Linked DNA regions of Homo sapiens: region 2 is linked to region 1. The links are chromatin loops, found by intact Hi-C in ENCODE. Cell type or tissue: GM12878. All regions are shown on one strand. Links, peaks and the distances in the headings refer to the core of each region. The heading gives the core; the rest is flanking DNA.

Evidence for each region. A loop is a pair of places that touch in the nucleus more often than their neighbours do. Peaks named below come from ENCODE experiments on the same cell type or tissue, not always from the same donor. Only the 100,000 strongest peaks of a DNase experiment are listed, where the experiment ranks them.
Region 2: a loop joins it to region 1, with 2.2 times the contacts of the local background. A loop is called at or near these places in 1 of 110 quality-filtered maps.

What each region holds. Positions count from the first base shown.
Region 1 is chr10:50,504,936-50,512,863 of GRCh38, reverse strand. The region is part of intron 3 of SGMS1 (sphingomyelin synthase 1); the gene reads left to right. Among named protein-coding and RNA genes, the nearest start is that of SGMS1, 120 kb to the left of the region's middle. RefSeq lists enhancers at 1,340-1,439, 4,105-4,184 and a silencer at 1,621-1,915. In GM12878, for the core only: no CTCF peak of the experiment used is centred there; a DNase peak (open chromatin) is centred at 4,323; H3K4me3 peaks cover 382 bases; H3K27ac peaks cover 1,964 bases.
Region 2 is chr10:50,345,026-50,352,173 of GRCh38, reverse strand. The region is part of intron 6 of SGMS1 (sphingomyelin synthase 1); the gene reads left to right. Among named protein-coding and RNA genes, the nearest start is that of ASAH2, 97 kb to the right of the region's middle. In GM12878, for the core only: no CTCF peak of the experiment used is centred there; a DNase peak (open chromatin) is centred at 4,553; H3K27ac peaks cover 2,055 bases.

The DNA.
Region 1 (7,928 bases), core at 1,750-6,749:
GGTACTGCAAGGTGGCAAAGGCCAAGGTGCTGGTTAAGAGGAAGTCCTGCTGAAAAACCAGTGGTTTTGGAAATATGAGCTGGAATAATTTTCTGATAGTTTTAAATTTATGTTGTAAAACAGTGTTTGATTTGGGAGTTCTTGCGTTTACTAATCACTAAACCATTTCTACATGTGGAAGCTCAATTAATGCAGGGCCAAGAACAGTGTCTTTTTTTCCCATAAACTCTTGGGCAGCCTGCGAACTTCCTCATAGCTGGATCAGAAGGCATTGCAGGATAGGACCCAGCCCTCATGGACTGGCAAACCCAGGTCATTGCCTTGTGCACAGAGGGACTCCAGAGGGTTTTGGAACTGGTATGTGAGTTGACGTCCTTGATCTCATTTCTTATTAATTTCCTAGCTGACTTCCATAGCAGCTGTTGCAAATACTTGCTTCTTTTTGAGCTCCTGGTCTCCCATAGCCCTGCTCTTGGCAAATGTCCATATAAACAAAGTCATGAAGACAGAGAGAGAGCCCTTTCTCTCTCTCCTTTCTGCTTCAGGGTATGTCTGGTTTTTTTTCTCTGACAGGTGCTAGCTTGGTTCTGAGTGCTATCATGTATGGAGAAGTCTTGTTTCCTACTCCCTCACACCATCTCCTTCTGTCCTGCGTCTGCCCTCTCTCAGGTGCCCAAGTACCCTGTTGCCATATTCAGCTACTCTGTGGTATGCTTCTTGAACCGGATAGCCTTCCCCATGCCTTTGATTGGTATCTTTCCTATTATGACCCATCTGTTTCACAATCCACTCCCTCAAAGCCCTACTATGGACATTGTAATCTGAAATCATACCTTGTATGTGAACATTCACTGAATGTTTATTGACATCTACTGTGTGCGTGGGAGCTGAGGGTACAGATGCCAGGAGATACGGAGATGAGTCAGACTTCTGAGATTATTAGTATAGAATGGAGAGAGAGACATGGGACAAATAGCATTAGAGATTAATGACAAAATTATGTACAGGTTAGAAGGGAAGAGGGGCAGTTTACCTTGAAGAATTTTATAAGTGTGGATCCCTCAGACAAGAGGAGAGGGTCATGCCAGAGCCAAAAGCCAGTGATGGATTACTGTGTCCCCACTTTCTGATAAGATTTCATTGTGACTCATCTAGAGCAGAGGGAGACCTCTGTAACTACAAGATCTCTAGTAGTAGCGTTTGGCTCACTGTGGCAGGTGGTTGCAAAGAACCTTTTAAGGCAGAAATAGGCCTATGGGTGTCCTAAGGTAACATCACATGGATAATTGCCAACTCTGTATATCTTTTGGGCTGGACTCTGACTTAAGGAGAAGTTAAGAAGTCTTCAGTGAATTTCTTAAGCCCTGAGCATCTTTGTATTCTGCTTTAAGAACTTGTTGGTTTCTGTGTTTCATACTCAATGGCTCTGGCACTTGGATGACCTGGTCCCACAGAAGGCCTTGAATACTGAGTCTGAGGATGGGGCTTGCTTACAAGGACCTTCCTCACTGTCTTAACCAGATTGTGTTTTAACCTTTCATCTCACTTTTTACTTTTCATTCATGGATAGTGTCTGTCACTGTGTGTGTGTGTGTGTGTGTGTGTGTGTGTGTGTATGAATGAGTGAATGAATATTTCTCACACTCTAAATTCTTTTAAAGGCAGGAAGTACTGTTCTCTTGTTTGCTATTTTATCCACTCTGCCTCTACTGGGTCTGGCATATAATAAACAAAGAGTGAACAGGACAAACACCCATTCTGAAAAGTGAACTTCTCTGGCAATTGTGGTTTGTACATACCAGCTGGAGCATAGACAATTGGCTTTTTAATGTGGTAAGGGAAAAGGTCAAAAGAAAGTCCTCATCATTTACCAAAGTGCTTCCAGCAGATGATGTTTATAATCCCAAAAGGGTCTTTTCAATACATAATGTGCTTTGATGGAACAGATTTATATCCCGATTGTGGAAATTGTTATATAAATCTATATATGAGATAAAGTTTTATAGAATTGTATGTAAAAAAACCCAAACAAACAACAAAGAACATGTAAAAACTAGTGAAATCTGAACGTGGGCTGTAGTTTATTAATAGTAATAGTATTGTACCCAGTGTCAAGTTTGTGCTTTGATAATTGTATAGTTATTACGTAAGATATGGGGAGAAGCTGGGTGAAGGATACACAGGAACATTCTACAATGTTTGTATCTTCTATGTGAGTCTAGAGTTATTTCAAAATCAAAAGTAAAAAAAAAACACAGAGATACCACTACACATCTATTAAAATAAGTAAGAAGCAAACAAACAAAACAAAAACAGATAATACCAAGTACTGACAAAGATACAGAGCAACTAGAACTCTCCTACATTGCTGGTGAGAGTCTGAGAAGATATAGCCACTTTGGAAAATAGGTGGTGTTTACAAAGTTAAACATATACCATATAAGCGAGTAGTTTCACTCTTAAGTATTTATCCAAGAGAATTGAAAACCTCTATTCACACAAAAACCTGTAGGCTAATACTTCTAACAGCTTTATTCATAACTGCTAAAACTGGAAAAAATGTAATTGTCCTTCAACTAGTGAATGGATAAACAAACTGGTATGCCTATTAATGGAATACTGTTCATCAATAAGAAAGAACAACACAACTATTTGGCTGAATCTCAAACGCATTATGTTATGTGAAAGGAGCCAAACTCAAAAGAATCCATACTTTATGATTCAATTTAAATGACATTCTGGAAAAGGCAAGAGTATAGGGTTAGAAAATAGATCATGACTGCCAGGAGCATGTGATGGGGGAGAAGATTGACTACAAAGGGCATAGGGAAATTTTTGAGATAAATGAAATGTTCTATATCTTGATTGTGGTGGTGATTACATGACTGTGTGTGTTTGTCAAAACTCATTGAACTGTACACTTAAAAGATTGGATTACTGCATGCAAATTATACCTTATTAAGTCTGACTTTAAAATAAAAACACCACCAACAAAAATAAATAATTGATGATGCACTTTGGCTTAAATACCATCAAAGGATCATTTTGTTAGCTACTTGGATAAGGATTTGTTAAGTCATTAGTTATACAGAATGCCTCATTCAAATACAAAGGTGCAGCCCTTTCAGTACTCTGGCTTCTAATTGGGTGATGGAAATAGCTATTACTATAGAGGTGGATGCTCTAATGATCTTTGTTAAACAGAATGCTGCTGGAAGGTTAAAACAAAAGCTGCTGATTCTAGCGTTAGTGGAGATAGTGTTTAGTATACAATGTGCAGTCAAATTTCACTCTATCACCTCTCCTGATTCCTTTGCCATTAAAATATTCATCACTAGAGAAGAGTTGACTTTTCAGATCCGTTTTAATCTCAGCCATAACAAATGCACTGTGATATATATATGTGTATGTATATTTTCCTAGAATGGCTTATCAAATGTCTTACTGGAAAAACCAACATGTTTGATTTGGTGGGAGGAGGAATGGCTAATTTAATCACTCTCTAAAATACAATTCACAAATGTTTACAGCAAGAATTGGAGGGTTCTAACTGGAAATTTGAAGCTGTAGAGCTCTTAAACTGTGTTTCTTGATAATCAACATCCTTTATAAATCAAAGTAAAGATATGATTTTGAAAGAAGGCTTAAATTCCAAACTCTTGGCTGTGATTCGTGGGGTTGAAGGATATAACTTCTATCCTTTTGGGACAGATATCTCAACAATATGTATAAGATTACACAGTCTTTCCCCAACAGGAAATTTCTTGTTTATTTAAAACTGGGATTTACTAAATTGGTTTGAATTTAATGCTGTTCAGTAGTCAACTCAGTTGAGCAAGCACTTACCAATAATCATTAACTAGATGCCACATCTGTGATGAGGTGCTGAGTTTACACAGGCAAATGAGCCCCAAGCCCTGTTTTTAAGGAAATTACCATCCATCAGGGTGGACCAAACCATGTACAGCCAGCTAAACTTCAGCAACAGGGGAGATCTCTAAGGAGGAAGCTATTACATAGGAGATGACATTTGAATTCAGCCTTAATGTGTTAGCAGAATTTGGTCTAGTGTGGAAGACAGAAAGCCCAAGGTTTTATGGCAGAGGCTTAAGAACTTCACCGACAACTTCTTATATTCTCCTTAGGTCAGAGCCTGGTCCAAAAGGTATAGAGAATTGGCAGTTACCCACAAGTCTGCCCCAAAGAGGTTCTTTCCAACCACCTGCCACAGTGAGTCAAACAAACTCCGCTGTTGGAGATCCTTTACTTAAAGAGGTCTCCCTGCGGTCTAGACTAGTCACAGTGAAATCCCATCAGAAAGGGGGCCATAGTAATCTATTGCTGGCTTTTGGCTAATGACTGACATGACTTCCTTTTTGTCACTTGATATTTCACTGTCATACCAAGAGAGATGTTAACCGCAGTTAACTGATGAGAAACGTGAGCTGAAGCAGCTTGTGTCACTTGCCCTAGGATGCAGCTCTAGGATTCAGTCAATGTCTGACTGTGCTGGTTTTCCACTACAGCCCATGTGGCCTACTATGAGGACATGGAGACCCCATAAACTTATGGCCCCTGAGTCTCAGCCCTCAAGTGTGGTTAGCATGCCAAAATGGTAAATCTTTGAATACTCTTGGATTGTTTAGCTCTTTAAATGTTTGAGGTGCTCTTATATACATTATCATTTGATTTTTACTTTAAAAACAACTCACAGAATAAACGACTGTAGTTTTAAATAGAGCATTGTTGTCACACAGCACCTTTGGGGAGCCCATACATTGCTTGAGGTGGTCAAAGACTGGCTGAGTTGCTGGGGCCAGTAGTAGGGAGTGGGTACATCTTTAGCAGATCCCATGAATTGTCCCTCATGGGATCTGTTGTGGGGGATTAAATGGTTCTCTTCCTGTCTCCAACTAAGCTGAGGCTTACTGTAACCAGAGGAGCCACTGGCTTGGAACCCCTGGTTGGAACATAAGTTCTCTTGGGCATTGCCATTCCAGGGTATTAGGGTATTGGGGCCTGAGGCCCCTGAGGATAGCATGAAGCCATCTGGGGACTTCTCCATGAGAACTTCTTGTCACTAAGTGCGTGTAATTGCTGATTTAGTCTAGCCTGGCAGGCCCAGTGGTTCTGGTAAGTGGTGTTATTATACCAGGCTATTGGCTGGTAGTTGGCTAATTTGAGGAAAAAAAGAGGTGGTTGGATTCTATGGTAAATTCAGTTGGATGCAAGTGATAGGATTTGCCACAGGGATCATAAAAATCAGGGTGCTGTTCAGGGTGCACAGGTGAATTCCATGGCTCAGGCCTGATTTCACTCCACTGTAGGTACAGAGTGTGATCATGTGTGCAAAATTGTGCTTTCTGCCCCTCCAGAGTGTTTGATAAAGGAATGTCCAAGCCGCCTGTATTTTAGCCTGTTTCGCTCAGCTTGGGCTGGCCTGAGCCCAGGACCTTGGTGTTCCTGGGCTTCTGTCGCTCAGAAGAGCTGCATGGGAGCTCAGAGACAAAGGGGCTTGTTGTGTGAACTCAGATCAGTGGCAGCTGCAAGAAAGAAGAGATAAAGTCCTTCTGTTTTGCTTTTGCTCAACTCTAAATGGTACTTTAGGCTTTTTATAACATTGCAGTGTTCCTTAGGAAAGCTTGACTTGACACACTTATTCTCAGGGTTTTAGGGACCCTCTGTGAGGAATGGTTTGATCTGTCAGAAGGATGGCCTGACAGGGATAGAGCTTTTGGCCAGACCTAGCTACCAATGGGCTGTGTGATCTTGTGCCAGTTGCTTCCCCTCTCTGGGCCTATAAGCCTGGGGGAGTTTGGACTAGAGCAGCTGTGTGTTTCCCATTCGGTACCAGCATTCTGGGTGCATTTGGTACTAGAACAATGGGTTGTAATGGACATGCTTTGCAGGGGTTTTGGGGCCCGACAGTATTGCTTCCTATTCCTGGGTTGAAGCACTTATTCATTTGGATCATGGTGTGGCTGCAAAGACTGGGTTCAGTTAAGTGAGGTCATGTGCGTGAAGCACCTAGCAGGGTACCTGGCACCTGGGAAGGGTGCAGCTAATGGTGGCCACTATTAACATTTAAATTAGGAGGTATGTGCTTGCTGCACTGCCTTTTTACTTCCTGTCACAGAGTAAGTGGCTCCCATTATCTTTAATTTAAAAAAATTCTGATAATTGTGGACAAGCAGCACATCCCTTTAATTTGCTCCTGGAGGAGTGACCTGTGTGATCTTAGGAGTGAGTGGGCAGCTCTGCTTTGCTGCCTTCCCTTTTAGTGTAGGATTCTGTAATATGAAATGAAACTGAGCAGACACGTGGTCTGAATGGCTCACTTAGGGACTTCATTATCTATGTATGGATTTTTCATAGCTCCTAACTTTTTTTTTTATTAGGAAGGAAATCTGTGTGGCATAGATGATGCCATGGAAAAATGCAACTGTAAATTTTCTTTGAGCAAGAACACGGAAGCATGAGAAGGAAGGCTTAATTCCTTCTCCAATATTTATTGAACTCGGCTATTTTTCAGGCACTAGAGATGCAAAAATGAGTACAATCAATATGGTCTTTGCCTTCATGGAGATTAGTTTATTGAGGCAGAGCAGACATTAAATTACAGAAATAATGATTTAATTATAGTTGTGACTAGTGCTGGGAGAAGTACAGAGTGTAGTAAGTTTAATAAGTGTGTAATGTAGGATCTACATGTAATGGGGAGATCAGAAAATTCACTCTGGGGGAATGACTTCTAGTGAGAAGTCTGAAGGGTAAGAGGAGAGTATTCCAGGACAAGGGAGATGGGGAAGGCAATTCTCCAGGAAGAAGGATGGGAAGATAGAGTAATCAGGAGGGAGAGGAAGGATCACAGCTCAGTTTCAGGCCTGAGCAACTGGGAGAAGGCTGGTGCCATGTCTGCAGGTAGAAAATGTTGGTGGATTGTGGTTTGGGTGGGAGTGGGGTCAGCCGGGCACCCTCCTTTCTCTTTAGAGGATGCTCTCCCCCCGCAGATATGGTGTGCTTTGCTCCCCATTCCTCGGGCCTCTGCTCAGATGGCCCTGTTAGGGAGACTTTCCCTGACCACTTCAGGTACATCACCCCCTCCCATCCCTGCACCCTTGGGCTCAGCAGCACCTTTCACTGCCTGATGAGCTGTTGGCTGCATATGAACTCCTTGAGGGCAGAGGTCTTTGTTTTATTCCCTGCTGTATCTATAGCACCTAGAACAGTGCCTGGCATATTAGAAGCCCTCAATAAGTACTTGTTGAAAGAATCATGAGTTTGCCTTTGGTTATAGTTTTTGTGTCCTTTTCAAACTTGAGTGACTTTTTAAATTAACCTGAGGCTGGAGAGGAGAAGGGTGTAGAAGTACTGTTCACTTGACATATCAGGTCTTTTTTAAGGCAGGAAGAATGGAAAAGATGGATTTTCTTCTTTTAAAAAATTTCAGTGTTAGGCATGATAGAACAGAGCAGCTAGAAAAATGTTTGAATATGACTTTTGTTCGTTATAAATTGGTATAAAAATCTACCCCTCTATCTGGTATTGACTAGATTTTGGGGCTAAATTATAACCTATTGTAATTCCTCTGATTGTTTCTATGGGAGGAGCTGTTGACTTTTTAATTTAATTTTCTAAATTTATTTTTGAGACAGGGTCTCACTCTGTTGCCCAGGGTGGAGTGCAGTGGCACAATCATAGCACACTTCAGCCTCTACCTCCCAGGCTCAAGCCATCCTCCCACCTCACCCTCCCAAGTAGCTGGGACTACAGGCACACACCAACACACCCAGCTAATTTTTGTATTTTTTTCTTTTTATAGAGATGGGGTTTTGCCGTGTTACCTGCACTGGTCTCGAATTCCTGGCCTCCTGCCTTGGCCTCCCAAAGTACTGGGGTTACAGGCGTGAGCTACTGCACTTGGCCAA
Region 2 (7,148 bases), core at 1,816-6,815, 160 kb after region 1:
CCATAGCAATGAGCTTTTCCCTCTTTTGCACAATTTCAGCATCAGTTGCAGGAAAACAGCATGTATACCTTTATTTCAAGTTTCAAAACTTGCTTGGAAAAATAAAAGTTTATTTGCTCTTGAAATTTCGAAGGCTCTCTTTACTCGTGGGTCAGAATGATTGGGCTTTAAATATGTCATTTGTAAGTGGCAGCTTCAGTATATATTTATGAAGTGTCACTGTGGACCGAATTGGGCAATAGATAAGAAGTGTAGGTTGTTACAAGAAGACCAAGATATACTTCCTAGAGTAATTAGTAGCTTTTATTCCTTTTACATGATTGAATCCTCCCAGCAGTAGCAGCCTGTGTGAAGGTAGGTGTATTAGTTCGTTTCCACACTACTAATAAAGACACCCCGAGCCTGGGAAGAAAAAGATATTTAATTGGACTTACAGTTCCACATGGCTAGGGAGGCCTCAGAATCATGGCAGGAGGCAAAAGGCACTTCTTACATGGTGGCGGCAAGAGAAAAATGAGGAGCAAGCAAAAATGGAAACCCCTGATAAACCCATCAGATCTCATGAGACTTATTCACTACCATGACAACAGCATGGAGGAAACTGCCCATGATTTAAATTGTCTCCCACTGGGTCCCTGTCACAATACATGGGAATTATGGGAATTCAATTCAAAATGAGATTTGCGTGGGCACACAGCCAAACCATATCATTCTGCCCCTGTCCCCGCAAAATCTCACATCCTCACATTTCAAAACCAATCATGCCTTCCCAACAATCCCCCAAAGTCTTAACTCATTTCAGCATTAATCCAAAAGTCCACAGTCCAAAGTCTGATCTGAAACAAGACAAGTCCCTTCTGCCTATGAGTCTGTAAAATCAAAAGCAAGCTAGTTACTTCCTAGATGCAGTAGGGGTACAGGTATTGGGTAAATACAGCATTTCCAAATGGGGGAAATTGGCCAAAACAAAGGGGTTACAGACCCATGTAAGTCCAAACTCCAGTGGGGCAGTCAAATATTAAAGCTCCAAAATGATCTCCTTTGACTCCAGGTCTCACATCTTGGTCACACTGATGCAAAAGGTGTGTTCCTATGGTCTTGAGCAGCCCCACCCCTTTGGCTTTGCAGGGTACAGCCTCCCTCCCGGCTGATTTCATGGACTGGCATTGAGTGTGGCTTTTCCAGGTGCATGGTGCACACTGCCAGTAGATCTACCATTCTGGGGTCTGGAGGATGGTGGCCCTCTTTTCACAGCTCCACTAGGCAGTACCCCAGTAGGAACTCTATGTGGGGGCTCTGACCCCACATCTCCCTTCTGCACTGCCCTAGCAGAGGTTCTCCATGAGGGCCGGGCCCCTGCAGCAAACTTTTTCCTGGGCATCCAGGCATTTCCATACATCTTCTGAAATTTAGGCAGAAGTTCCCAAACCTCAATTCTTGACTTCTGTGCACCCGCAGGCTCAACACAATGGGGAAGCTGCCAAGGCTTGGGGCTTCCACCCTCTGAAGCCACAGCCCGGGCTGTATTTTGGCCCCTTTCAGCCACTGCTAGAGTGCCTGGGACACAGGGCACCAAGTCCCTAGTCTGCACACAGCACGGGGACCCTGGACCCGGCCCATGAAACAACGTTTTCCTCCTGGGCCTGTGATGGGAGGGGCTGCTGTGAAGAACTTCTGACATGCCCTGGAGACATTTCCCCCATTGTCCTGGGGATTAACACTAAGCTCCTTACTACTTATGAAAATTTCTGCAGCCAGCTTGAATTTCTCCCAGGAAAATGTGTTTTTCTTTTCTATCACATAGTCAGGCTGCAGATTTTCCCTTATCAAACTGAATGCTTTGCTTCCCTTATCAAACTGAATGCCTTTAACAGCACCCAGGTTACATCTTAAATGCTTTACTGCTTAGAAATTTCTTCCGCCAGGTACCCTAAAACGTCTCTCTCAAGTTCAAAGTTCCACAAATCTCTAGGGCAGGGGCAAAATGCTTCCGGTCTCTTTGCTGAAACATAACAAGAGTACCTTTGCTCCAGTTCCCAACAAGTTCCTCATCTCCATCTGAGTCCACCTCAGCCTGGACCTTATTGTTCATATTGCTATCAGCATTTTGGGAAAAGCCATTCAACAAGTCTCTAGGAAGTTCCAAACTTTCCCACATTTTTCTGTCTTCTTCTGAGCCCTCCAAACTGTTCCAGCCTCTGCTTGTTACCCAGTTCCAAAGTCGCTTCCACATTTTCAGATATCTTTTCAGCAACACCCTACTCTACTGGTACCAATGTACTGTATTAGTTTGTTTTCATGCTGCTGATAAAGACATACCCAAGACTGAGAAGAAAAAGAGGTTTAAATGGACTTACAGCTCCACATGGCTGCAGAGGCCTGAGAATCATGGCAGGAAGTGACAGGCACTTCTTACATGGTGGTGGTAAGAGAAAATGAGAAGGAAGCAAAAGTGGAAACCTCTGATAAACCCATCAGATCTCATGAGGCTTATTCACTACCACAAGAACAGTATAAGGGGACCACCTCCATGATTCAAATTATCTCCTATTGGGTCTCTCCCACAACACATGAGGAGAATGGGAATTATGGGAATACAATTCAGAATGAGATTTGGGTGGGACACAGCCAAGCTATATCAGTAGGTAAGGTAGTTGTTAATCCTATTTCCCAGAGGAAACAGGCTTGGCAAGGCTAAAGGACTTTGTCGAGAAGGGAAGTAGCTGGATAGACTCTCAAACGCAGGCTCCCTGGCTCACTTGGCTAATACTCTTTCTACCATAGCACACACATAAGACCATTAAATTGTATTGTGTACCACAGGTATTCATGGTTTAGGAATTCAGGGAGGAGAAAAGGATTATGAAGTGGAGTAGACAGCTAAGGCTTTGCAGAGAAGGACCTTAAAGACTAAAGGAAGAATCTAAACTTCTTGATGAATACGTAGAGAATTCCAAGTTATGGGGAAGCACAGGGGTTATTTTAAGGAAGGAATAATTTTGTTGTCCCAGTTAGTTAATAGAAGCCATTAATTTGTCTCACTGTCTCAAAGAGGCCCTGATGGGGCTCACCTTTGCAATATTCGAGTTCCTTTGTTAGATATGTGCTTGCCATGCTTGTAATGCCAGATGGATACTTGATGGACCATTATGAAATTGGCTCCTAGCATTTGATTTTTTCCTATTTTAAAGTTGATTGTCTATATACCTGTTTTAGTACCAGTACCATGCTGTTTTGGTTACTGTAGCCTTGTAGTATAGTTTGAAGTCAGGTAGCGTGATGCTTCCAACTTTGTTCTTTTTGCTTAGGATTGTCTTGGCTTTACAGGCTCTTCTTTGGTTCCATATGAAATTTGAAGTAGGTTTCTCTAGTTCTGTGAAGAAAGTCAGTGGTAGCTTGATGGGAATAGCATTGAAGCTATAAATTACTTTGGGCAGTATGGCCATTTTCATGATATTGATTCTTCCTATCCATAAGCATGGGATGTTTTCCCATTTGTTTGTGTCATCTCTTATTTCCTTGAGTAGTGGTTTGTAGTTCTCCTTGAAGAGGTCCTTCACATCCCTTGTCAGTTGGATTCCTAGGTATTTTATTTTCTTTGTAGCAATTGTGAATGGGAGTTCACTCATGATTTGGCTTTCTGCTTGTCTATTATCAGTGTATAGGAATGCTAGTAATTTTTGCACATTGATTTTGTATCCTGAGACTTTGCTGAAGTTGCTTATCAGCCTAAGGACTTTTTGGGCTGAGATGATAGGGTTTTCTAAATATACAATCATGTCATCTACAAACAGAGACAATTTGACTTACTCTCTTCCTATTTGAATGCGCTTTATTTCTTTCTCTTGCCTTATTGCCCTTTTCCTATAGGACTCCAATACTATGTTGAATAGGAGTGGTGAGAGAGGGCATCCTTGTCTTATGCCAGTTTTCAAAGGGAATGCTTCCAGCATTTGTCCTTTCAGTATGATATTGGCTATGGGTTTGTCATAAATAGCAGGGACATGGGTGAAGCTGGAACCCATCATCCTCAGCAAAGTAACACATGAACAGAAAACCAAAAACCACATGTTCTCACTCATAAATGGGAGCTGGACACAGGGAGGAGAACATTACACACTGGGGCCTGTCATAGGGTAGGGGGAAAGGGGAGGGAAAGCGTTAGGACAAATACCTAATGCATGAGGGGCTTAAAACCTAGATGATGGATTGATAGGTGCAGCAAACCACCATGGCACATGTATACCTAAGTAACAAACCTGCGTGTCAGCACATGTATCCCAGAACTTAAAGTAAAATAACAAATAAATAAATATTTCTTAAAAAGTTGATTATCTCTTGAGAGGAGATTATGTGACTCTTCCTCTCATCAGAGAGGACTGAAATAACACTTTGGCCTCTGTCTGGTCCCTGTGGTTCTCAGGGAGTTTCCTATCTTGGCTGGCTTCCTGTGCTGGGCAAGGGGGAAATGAAGAACCTAGGTGAAAAGCCTGTGTTCATCTCCCTTGGGCCTCAACACTCCACTGAGAATATTTCTTTAGAGTTCTCATACCCATTTCAAGATGTTGAGGGTTCCTTTGGCTGTTTTCCTAACTCTGCTGAGAGTGTTTGAAGGGAGGCCTTGGGTCTGAGGCCAAGGAGTTCCCCTTTTCTTCCTGACCTTCTGCCAGAACTCCCATTTGGCATGTGTGTCTTCTTGACACTCTCTGGGCAGTACTGGTGGCAATTGAAATTCTTTACGGTGGTTTTTAAGCAGTCAGAGATGTACTTTGGTTTTACATTTCTCTAGAGAATGCCCATCTTATTCTCCTTGCGCGTCCAAATTGTTTTACAGCCATTTTCATTGTCAATGGTATTTTCAGCAGGTTTGTTTTCCATTAAGCCATCTACACATTACTAGGTCAAAGGAATATTTTTGAAGATATTGAGCAGACATTGATTATCTTCTGAGCCCTGGGCATGTAGATCTATGGGTGCTTAACATTGTAGCTACTTCACATTCACTCGTAGGCTCTTTGGGGAGTCTAGACAGACACTTAGTCACAGGAAGGTGTGACAGGGAAAGTGCACGGTACTATGGATGCTCAGAAGAGGGAACACCCAGTTTGTTTGCAAAGTCTGAAATATCTTTAAAAGCTATTATTGCCACTTGATTGGTTGTTATATGGACTGAAAAACTGAGAGTGGACTCTCAGAGTAAGATTGGGACTCCCAGAGTAAGATGGGATTCTTTCTAAAGTAAGATTTGGGCCAGCCCGAGCAACATAGTGAGACCCCCCACCCCAATCTCTACAGATATTTTAAAAATTAGCCAGATACAGTGGCATGCACCTGTGGTCCCAGCTTCTGGGAGGCTGAGTTGGGAGAATCACTTGCACCCAGGAGATAGAGATTGCAGTGAGCCATGATTGCACCACAGCACTCCAGCCTGGGCAATAGAGTAAGACCCTGTCTCACCCTGACAAGCAAAAGATTTTGGGATTCAGTAGAGATGAGTCCTATAGGAAAAGGGGCAAGGAGTAGGACAGCCTTGATGAAGTCGGCTTGAGAAATCCTGGTAAATAGTTTCTTTATTGGAGGATTTCCTGGAGGTTTTAACATCCTAATGCATACTGCTATCCCCAGGAGAGATTATAGTATGTATTCCTAGGCTTATTTGGCTATATATTTTTTAAAAGCTTGGAAGATTTTATCAGATTATTATTTCACAAAAACATACTCAGGGAAATAGCATTTCAAGCCCTTAAATCTCCAGATCTTTGCAACAGTCATCATTTGAGAAAAAAAATTAGCCCCCTGGTAGGTAGAGTTTTTTTTATAGTGAGATGTAGTGGACAGTGGCTACTGGATATAATAGATAATTTGAGAAAGAAAAACAAAAGGATATGGGTACCCAAAGACCCATCTGAAAATCACTGCTTTTAGAGCTAGGTTATGTTTCATGAACTTTCACATATGATTTCTTAGTTAAATATCGACAACAACCCTGTGAAGGAAATACTTGATTATCATTATCTTCATTTTAGAGGTGAATAAGCTGAAGCTCACATAATGGATTATGTATGGGAGATGCTGAGAGTCAAACTGTGGTCCGTCTTCTGCCAAAGGCCACATTTCATCAGCTATTATTATGCTTTGTTAAGGAGTTTGTTAAGGTCTTTTATTTTTAACTTTTCTTGTTTTTTATTTTGTATGATTGTGATAAAAGTAATATATGCTTATTAAAGAAAAATAGGTGGAGAAAAGTAGAAAATACCTACAGAACCATCATTAAGTATAACTGCAGTTAATATGTGATATATTTCTTTCCAGTTGTTTTATACAATATTATGTAAGTTGAGTATCCCTTATCCAAAATGCTTGGGACCAGAAGCGTTTCGGATTTCAATCTTGGGGATACTTTGGAATATTTCCAGAATGCACTCAGTTGAGCATCCCTGATCCAAAAATCTGAAATGCTCCAATGAGCATATTCTTTGAGTATCATGTCAATTCTCAAAAAGTTTCGGATTTTGGAGCATTTTGGATTTTGAGTTTCAGCATTAGGGATTCTCAACCTGTGTACCATAGTTAGCCATAGTTACAGTTATATGTATTATATATACACATTATACATGTATGTTTCTATTTATGCATAAATTTATAAAATTTTGAATCCTACTTTAAAATCTTCCCTACAGATGTGCATTTGGTTATTTTCACATAGTTAGTAAAATATTTTAATAAGTAAATCCACTGAACTAGAACTCAGAAACTTAACTTGTAACTCTTCTATGCAGACTGCCATTTGGCCATGGGCAAGTTTCTTGACATTTCTAGAACTCACATTCTTCATTTATAAATGAAGGAGTTGGATCAGATCCTTAATTTTTAAACTGTGGGATCTCACAGAACCCGAGAGGGGCTGAGATTAAGAAAGATCAACAGAGCAGTCAGGACCTTGGCCCTTCACATGGGCTTCAACCCAAGCAGCGGCATTTGTAGATCTTTTATCTATTTGGGACCTAAGCACATATGGAAAAGGGGATTCACTGATTTTTTTTTTTTAAAGAATATAAAAATATTAAACCAGTTGATTTTGAAGCTCAGCAATTCTGTGAGTTGCTGTATGTTATGTACATTTTTAAACATTCTTCACGAGGTAGAGT